Linked DNA regions of Homo sapiens: region 1 is linked to region 2. A link is an interaction called in ENCODE POLR2A ChIA-PET data of the cell type or tissue named here. Cell type or tissue: PC-3. All regions are shown on one strand. Each heading gives the region's core, and the rest is flanking DNA. Links, peaks and the distances in the headings are about the cores only.

Region 1 (4,402 bases), core at 293-4,292, 56 kb after region 2:
AGGCACCCGTAGTCCCAGCTACTTGGGAGGCTGAGACGAGAGAATTGCTTGAACCTGGAAGGCGGAGGTTGCAATGAGCTGAGATCATGCCACTGCACTCCAGCCTGGGCGACAGAGCAAGACTCCATCTCCAAGAAAAAAAAAGAGGCAGGAGTTAGAAGGAGGTGGAGCGGCTGGAAAGCATGGTGCATTTGGGGAACTGTACATAATTCAGATGAGCTGAAGCATGGTGGGTATTTGGGGAATGGGGGTGAAGCTGGAGAACAGGTGAAGGCTAGCACGTGACGAGCTTAAATGGCAATTGGATTTTATCTTTGAGGATAATTGGAGACAAGTAACAGATTTTAAGCAGGAATGTGTGGAGGGTGGGTTGAGGATGATAATAGATACAGGGAAATTGGTTAGGAGTTTTATATAAAAGCCAGGTAATCAGATCCCACCAGTCACCTTAGTGTTCTTTCTGGGCTTAACTGCTTTCCCTCAGACCAGAGTGGTTCACTCTAGAGGTGCCCTTTGCCTGGTCTGCTTCTGACTGCACAATGGGAGCAGACCTTGGAGCATCACAGATCTCATCTGGTCCCTGGTGATGGGTGTCTGGCCCACGTGAGGCAGAAGGTGCAGCCATTTCTGTTCTGTGGAGTAAGTTGGATAGCAAGAGACCCTTGGTAAATGCATGGACAACATTACTGGGTTTTAATACCATGTCTGCTATGTCCTAGCTATGGGGACATTAGAGAAGTTACATAACCTCTCTGAACCTCATCCATAAAATGGAGATAATGCTAACTCTAGTGTTTTTCTGAGAATTGAATTGGATGACGATGACAAAAATAATGTCATTTAGTACATTTAGTAAGCGTCAATTTTATGTCAGGCCCTGGCCCAGGTACCTTCACTAATTAAAACATGGGTCAAACACCAAAAATTGGTTTAGTTCATGATAGGTGCTCAATAAATATTAGATTCCTCCTCCCACCTCCTCCTGATCGTTGCACTTCCTACAGTTTGTCAGTGGCTGATGGATTGTTGTCTTAGCACTGTCTTCCAAACGATGTTATTTATTCTCACAAATTGACAAAGAGAGAAAATAATGACGATTTAATTTATGTTCAGGAAGCAGCCAGTGAGTAATTTCCAACATTGTTTCATTAAGGAAGTACTTGGGGCTTAGGAATCAACTGTATTTTAACCAAATTATAAATTAATACAATTAGCCCTTGAACTTAAATTTTAGGCTCAGGGTCCTGGGCTGCAAAGAAACCAGTCAGAGCTGCTACTTGGAGAGTGACATTGTTTGTGTGATATTTTGATATTAGTGCCCATCTTTTGACCAAATAATCAGCATAAACATCTGAATACCAGTTCTGTTTAATGGACAAAATGTAATATGTAAGGTTTCCAAGGGTTGGAATGAGTTGTATGTCCCTACGTAGATGCCTGACCAGTTTCTGATAATACTGGGCCCTAGCTTTGTCTAAAAGTAAATGAAAATGCCTCTTAGTCTTCAGTAACATTGCTCACTATAGCCTTTCTTTTTCCTTCTTTGTGTAGATTTTCGGTAACCAGATCCTCTTTGACAATATAAAGCATGGATTAAAACTAACTCTGTAGCAATCCTAGGATTATTGGCTCAGGAGAATAAATCTTGGGTTGACTGTGAGATGATTTCACTTAAGTCTCATTTTGAAGAAAGCAGCTATGGGAGAGGCAGCTCTGAGCATGGTTTATTGTTTATTCCTGGTTGCCCAAGAGCAATTCGTATGAGTATCAGAGTCTGTTATGCATATGGCACGAGTAATTGTTTCTGAGAAGTGCGGTGGGTTGCTGGCAGTCGTGAATAGACCTGAAAACTGGCTGTGGTTCTGGGCCAAGCCCTCATCCCTGGTCAACAGAGAAAAACTTGAGGAAAGCAAGAGTCATAGTCATTGAAAGACTCATCTGCTTATGTGTGTCTACAGTGCCACCCAAGTCCGAGGTTAGCTTATCACTGGAGATTAGCATAAAACTAGAGAATTTGTGAACATGCTGTGTGTCTGACCATGATATAATCTTTCTTCTCTCTTTCCTCAAAAATTTCTCCTGCTTCTGGATATGGGTTGTTTATTATACCCCAGTCACAAACGCTTCCTCAGAGGGTATGAGGTAAGGGTTGAGATTAATATGCTCTCTTTCCCTTACTTATATCTTTTATTTTCCAGCAACAGCTGCAGGCCTATGTGGCCTGGGTGAATGCACAGCTGAAGAAGAGGCCAGCAGTGAAGCCTGTGCAGGACCTGCGACAAGATCTCCGGGATGGGGTGATCCTGGCATATCTCATCGAGATTGTTGGTCAGTTGGCCCTGGACTCTGATACTAGAGTACATAGATCAGAATCTGGCCTTCTTTATCCTTCTTATGCCCTTTAGAGCAGGTTATTTTTTCTTTAGAATATATGGCAGTAGAGGTAGAGAAGACTTAAAATACTTGCCCAAGGTTAATTCATTTATTTATTCGTCAATAAACATTGTGTCCCGGGCACTGTATTATGCTTTGGGAATATGAGGATGAGAATAGTCCATGCTCTCAAGAGTCTACCAAACTAGTTGGAAAGGCTGGAAAGTGAAGTCAATTCCATTAATGTACTTAGTACTCCAGTGGGGTAAGCACAGATGGGAGCACATAGGAGGGACACCCAGCCCAGTCTTAGGGGCTCAGGGATTGGCTTACCAGAACTGATATCTCAACTGAGGCCTACCAGAAGAATTGGTATCTAAACCAAGGCCAGAGAAGGAAGTAGTAGTCAGGCAAAAAGAGGGATGTTACTGGCAAAAGGACCCTTCTACCATAATACTTCATAAAATTTTTTTCCTCTTGAACCCTGGGGTTGTTGACAGTCATTCTTACTAGATGGTACCATAACCTTATTTCCATAGCATTTGTCCATATTTCTATTATTATTTCTCTCATCGAATGATAATTATGTGGTAATCATTTGATTACCTATCCTGTGTGATCTGAGCTGTTTAAGAGCAGGCATAGTATAATGTTTTTCTGTTTATGCAAGCTCTAGCCAAATGCACATAATAGGTTCTCAAACATTTATTGTTACATTAGTTAGCTGATTTTGCTTTGAGTTCTTGAGGGATATAGGACCTGCAAGTGGTACGGAAGAAGCCAGGTTTGCAACAAGCAGCCCATCCGTGAATACCTCATAGGGACAGTTTATGAATTCATCAGAGTATTCATCTGTAATGATGGTAATAATGGCAACGGTAATAGCAACTGCTAGGATTGAACACTTTCTATCTTGTTTAATTTCATTTAATCATCATATCTTTGGGAAACATAATATTATCCCCACTTTTAGGAAACAAGCTTAAAAGAGAAGATTTATAAAAATAAATAGTACTTAGTATGAGTCAAACAAAATAGCTAAGCATGCTATTTTGATTTATTTATGATAGGTGTATAATATGACTAGTACTATTGTATTCATTTTATGAGGCTTAGAGAGGCTAAGCAACTTTACAAAGTCACATAACTATAAGTGCCAAAACAGAGGTACAAACCTAGATCTGCTTTAATTCCAAAGCCTGTTTTAAACATTTAATGTTTCATTTATTTGAATAGGTTATACATGGACTAGTAGGAAATCCAGATGTACAAAAGGATGTAAGATCAAACCTCCTTTTTCCACTTATGTTCCCCCACCAGCTACCCATTTTTCCTTCTAGAGGCAGCTAGTGTTAGCAGTTTCTTGCATTTCTTCCCAGAGAAACTTCCCATTCTATGTCTATACAAGTAATATGAATATGTATTCTTATTTTTCCAAAACCTAGGCCCTTTTTTTCCCATTCCCTCCCCTGCAAAACCCGGGGTTTTTTTTTTTTTTTTTTTCCTTTTTTTTTTTTTGAAACGGAGTTTTGCTCTGTTGCCAGGCTGGAGTGCAATGGCATAATCTCGGCTCACTGCAGCCTCCACCTTCTGGGTTCAAGCAATTCTCCTGCTTCAGCCTCCCAAGTAACTGGGACTACATGCGTGCACCACCACGCCAAGCTAATTTTTGTATTTTTTTTTTTTTTTTTTTTTTTTGAGACGGAGTCTCGCTCTGTGGCCCAGGCGGGAGTGCAGTGGCGCAATCTCGGCTCACTGCAAGCTCCGCCTCCCGGGTTCACGCCATTCTCCTGCCTCAGCCTCCTGAGTAGCTGGGACTACAGGCGCCCGCCACCGCGCCCGGCTAATTTTTTGTATTTTTAGTAGAGACGGGGTTTCACCTTGTTGGCCAGGATGGTCTCGATCTCTTGACCTCGTGATCTGCCTGCCTCGGCCTCCCACAGTGCTGGGATTACAGGCGTGAGCCACCGCGTCCAGCCAAAACCCAGGTTCTTAAACACAACTTTCTATTGTGACTTTGCTAGATAGA
Region 2 (4,402 bases), core at 360-4,359:
AATAGTCGAAGTTGTGATTTATTTAAAACCAAGTCCATAATTGCTTGGGAAATATACTAGTAATTAACTAAAATGATTAAAATTGACACATGGCTTCCAGGCATTCAGTTATTTTACACTATCTAATTCAGCCTTGATAATGTTAGATATTTTTGCCTACTAGTAACAGAAAACCCACGTCAAAACAGATTATTAACAAAAACAAGACATAATCAGACAGCCTGAAGTAGGGAAACTCTAGAGTTGGCTAATTCAGCAGTTCATTGACCCATTAAGGACCTGAGATTATTGTCTTTGTGCTCAGCATATCATGGATGCCCGCTTCACGTTTTCAAAATGGCTACAGTAATCCAGGCATCACATTCTCGTGCTCCAACATCCAGAGCAAGGAAAAAAAAAATCTCTCTCTCTCTCTCTCTGAATCTTTCTGAAATCTTTTCTTAGTTTAGAAACTTTTTCTAGAAGCATCTCCAACAGACTTCCCTCCTGTCTCATTTGCCATAATTGAGTCATAGCCCTTTCAAGAATAATCTTGAAAATCAAGAAGAGAATTTCCCTGCTTGATTTGGACTAATCAAGATAGACCTCCTATGGCTGGAGCTTGAGTTCACTTCTCTGAAGCACATGGCTAGGAAGAACATGGTGTATACCTAAACCAATCTGGGATACTGTTGGCAAGGCTGAAGGTGGTAAATAGCTGTTGGTTAGGCAACCAACAGTGTCTGCTACACAGCCACAAAAATTGGCTGTAAACTTCTGGCTAGATCACAGTATTTCAGACTATTAGGAAGTTGTTTTTTAAGAGAAAGCATTTTTGAACCGGTATAGATTTGCAATTTATATTGTCCTAGCTCCACACCCCTGCATCATGAATTTTTTTATTAAGTTTTAAATTTATTTATTTATATTTTTTGTTTTAGTTGGTATAGTCAATTTTTCATTTTAGTCATTCTAATAGGGGCTCAGTGATTCTCATTGTGATCTTTTTTTTCCTTTATTTTCTTACATAGGTAAATGCATGTCATAGGGGTTTGTTATACAGACTATTTCATAACTCAGGTATTAAGCCTAGTAACCATTAGGTATTTTTCCTGATTCTCACCCTTCTCTCACCTTCCATCCTCCGATAGGCTCCAGTGTGTGTTGTTTCCCTCTATGTCATAAAAAAATTTAGGCAATTGTTTCACGTAGAATATTTCAAAACGCTGGTCAGTCCCCAAACTGACTGACTTCTGATTTTGCATGAAATCAGAAATTAGCTAGAAGTTGCTAAAGAAAAAATAAGAGTTGTCAATAAACATTTATACCAGATCACCTACAGCAGTGCTGTTTATCAAGTGAATCAGAAGTTTTGTCCAGACCCACAGAAATGAAATGGAGGGTTGTTTTTTGTTTTGGGGAGGATTTTTCTGTACAGTGGTATGTCTTTAAGCTAAATAATAGAACCACTTATTGATTGGCTATTAGTTGTAATTCTAAAACTTAACTATTACGTGGTAGGACATTGAATTGGATATTCCCTGGCCTTAGGTTAGTAGGTGTTTGCTAGATAATTTAGACCAGGGGTCCCCAACCCCCAGGCCATGGACTGGTACTGGCCCGTGGCCTATTAGGAACCAGGCTGCACAGTAGGAGGTGAGTGAAGCTGAACTCCACCTCCTGTCACATCAGTGGTGGCATTAGATTTTCATATGAGCATGAATCCTATTGTGAACTGCACATGTGAGAGATCTAGGTTATGTACTCCTTATGAGAATCTAATGCTTGAATCATCCTGAAACCATCTCCTGCTCCCCCGGGGCCATGGAAAAATTGTCTTCCACAAAACCAGTCCCTGGTGCCAAAAAGGTTGGGGGCCACTGATTTAGCCTATACCTCAGAGCTTGTTAGGTGATAATCACCCAAGTCCTGTTTATTGCCCTTGTAAATCAGCTTAAGGCAATGCTTATCAATAGGAAAATGTCAAACAGTATTAGGGTCACCATGTCTTCCCTGGTGATGTAATTAATTTTAGAGATGCAGTAAGGCCTTTTATGTAGCGTTATCCAGAGTTCATTCAGATGTGTTCCAGTCCTTTAAACTGAGAGCTAAAATCAAAGAGGGCAGAGAGAGAGTAACTAATATTCCTTGAACTCTGCCAGCGGCTTTTCCTGCTTCTTCTCCTTAATTTACTTCCTATAATTCCTCTGTACAACTCAGTAACCCATGTTATAAATGGAAAACCTGAAGACCAGAAAGGTTAAGCAACTTGCCTACATTTATACCAGTAGTAAATGGTGAAGTCAGTCATTCTGACTCTAAAATCCTTGGAGCCCTCTAAATCATAATGCAATCATAAATAGATCTGTGGTATCTGTATATTTATTTAAAAGTGTGTGGAATATTCAAACACAAGACAGTTATCTGTTGCTGAATGATATTTTATTAGCTTGATAATTTGGGCCTGCCCTTAGCATTAATAAGCTTCAGCACTAGTCACAAGACTTTCATTCACTGGTGGGGAAACTTTCTTGTTTTAAAAAATGCAATTCAAGAAAGGGCATCTATTTCTTGGGGGCTGCGGTGACAGCAGGCTTCTCTTCACGGGTGATGGGAATGGTGCGCTCAGGGCCAGAGACCTGTTTCCTTGGTCCATTCACAGTGAGGACCCCATCAGATGACAGGGATGAAGTAATGGTGAGAGGGTCTACATCAGCTGGGATCCGGTATTTCCTGTGGAACTCCCTGGAGATGAAACCATGTTCATCCTAACCCAAAAGAATGAGGAAAGAGGCAGAGAGATAAGAACAGGAACTATTATCACCTGCCCAGAACTCAGGCATCCTGATTTCCCCTTAGGTGAGACCAAATGCCATGACAACATAGGAAAAATAAATAGAGCTTCGTTTCAGGGTTGCAGCTAAGATGAAATTGCCTAGGTAGTCACTCCTACCAGTGAGAATCTGAGAAGTCTGAAACAGTCCAACACTTCATTGTTTTTCAAACCCTGAGGCATAGATATGTTTAGGGGTATTTCCCAAAGGTTTAGATCAATGTTGGCTGGGCCTACAGAATTTGGAATCTCATTTAGAATCTGAGTCCCTGAGGAAGCCCTGAAATTGTCCTGACTCTTCAGGAATGTCCCAGAAGGTTCCAGAACAATAGGACTGCTGCTGAAATTAAAAAAAAAAAAAAATGACTCCATCCAAGGAGACTATGACCCAAACCTAAATCATATAAGCAAAATTGAAACAGCCTGAGGACATTACTGAGGACAAACTGTACTGGTTGACGCACAGGTTCTGAGCTATCGTTAAATGGTGAGAAGCAATTTTAAAGCCCTCTTATAAAGTCATAACAAGCTGTTCCATTTGTCAGAACTCCCCCAAAGAGTAGATGACCTTAACCCGTATGCCTGCTGACTCTCAAGCATGTAGCCAAACAGGCTCTCGTTAACTGATTACCACATGGGCTGTAGGGGATTAAAGACTGAGCACAGCTCTGAAATTTAGACAAACCAAGTAGTTCAGCATTAAGATGGGCTAAAGAAGAGACACGGATTCTTGCACAGCTAAAAGAGAAGTCACAACTCAAGTGCTTTTAGGGTACCTGTAGTTAATGTAATTATGCAAAGCAACTAGGTGTCTGACAGCCCTATACCTAATCAGTGGTTCTCAACCTTGACTGTAGATTAGAATTACCTTAAAAATTGCTGATGCCTGGGTCCCACCCTTAAAAATGCTGATTTAATTGGTCTGGAGTAGTGCTCGCTTCGGCAGCACATATGCTAATTGGTCTGGAGTATGCCCGAGCATTAGGTTTTTTGAAAGTTCCCCTGGTGATTCTAATGTGGCCCAGATTCAGAACCACTGGCTTAAATGGGGCATCAGCATCCCATCATCCCATCTAAGGCGATCAAATCAAAGGCCACATCTCTGGCCATAATAGTAACAACAGCAATATGTCTATCCTAACTTAGTCTTCTAGACATTGATTTGTAACCCCTGATCCCGACTGTTATGGCTTGGGACTGGAATGTAGCCAGCCTCCAAAGCTGATAGCACTACCTGGACTATTACAGTATGCACTGAATGAATGAGCAGAAAACAAAAAAACAAGCTACATACCTGGCGCTCTTCATGTTTTCCATGCACCTCAATCACATCTCCCAACACCTTAACTTTGAGTTCCTCTGGGGAGAAGTGCTTCACATCCAGGTTGACAGAGAACCTGTCCTTCTCCAGGCGCATCTAGAAATAGCAAGGTAAGGGAATGGGATGGGAGAAAGAGGGCAAAAATACTGATTACACAGGTGCTGTCTTATTCTGCAGAGCTGCTTTCTGTCCGGGTAATTCATCCTTCTCTTCTCTGCTTAAAAAATCTCCTTTTTAAATAAACATAGCTGTCTGCTTCAGGGAGCCAC

Evidence for each region. Peaks named below come from ENCODE experiments on the same cell type or tissue, not always from the same donor. Only the 100,000 strongest peaks of a DNase experiment are listed, where the experiment ranks them.
Region 1: POLR2A ChIA-PET joins it to region 2 with 9 read pairs; 7 of 35 experiments call an interaction of 5 or more read pairs at or near these places.

The regions. Positions count from the first base shown.
Region 1 is chr11:111,962,351-111,966,752 of GRCh38, forward strand. DIXDC1 (DIX domain containing 1) reads left to right here. Exons shown (of 20, transcript NM_001037954.4): 2 at 2,199-2,328. Among named protein-coding and RNA genes, the nearest start is that of DIXDC1, 27 kb to the left of the region's middle. In PC-3, for the core only: no CTCF peak of the experiment used is centred there; no DNase peak of the experiment used is centred there; H3K27ac peaks cover 402 bases.
Region 2 is chr11:111,906,221-111,910,622 of GRCh38, forward strand. It overlaps CRYAB (crystallin alpha B), which reads right to left. Exons shown (of 3, transcript NM_001289808.2): 2 at 4,107-4,229; 3 at 2,344-2,747. The coding sequence ends at 2,544. Among named protein-coding and RNA genes, the nearest start is that of CRYAB, 3.3 kb to the right of the region's middle. In PC-3, for the core only: no CTCF peak of the experiment used is centred there; no DNase peak of the experiment used is centred there.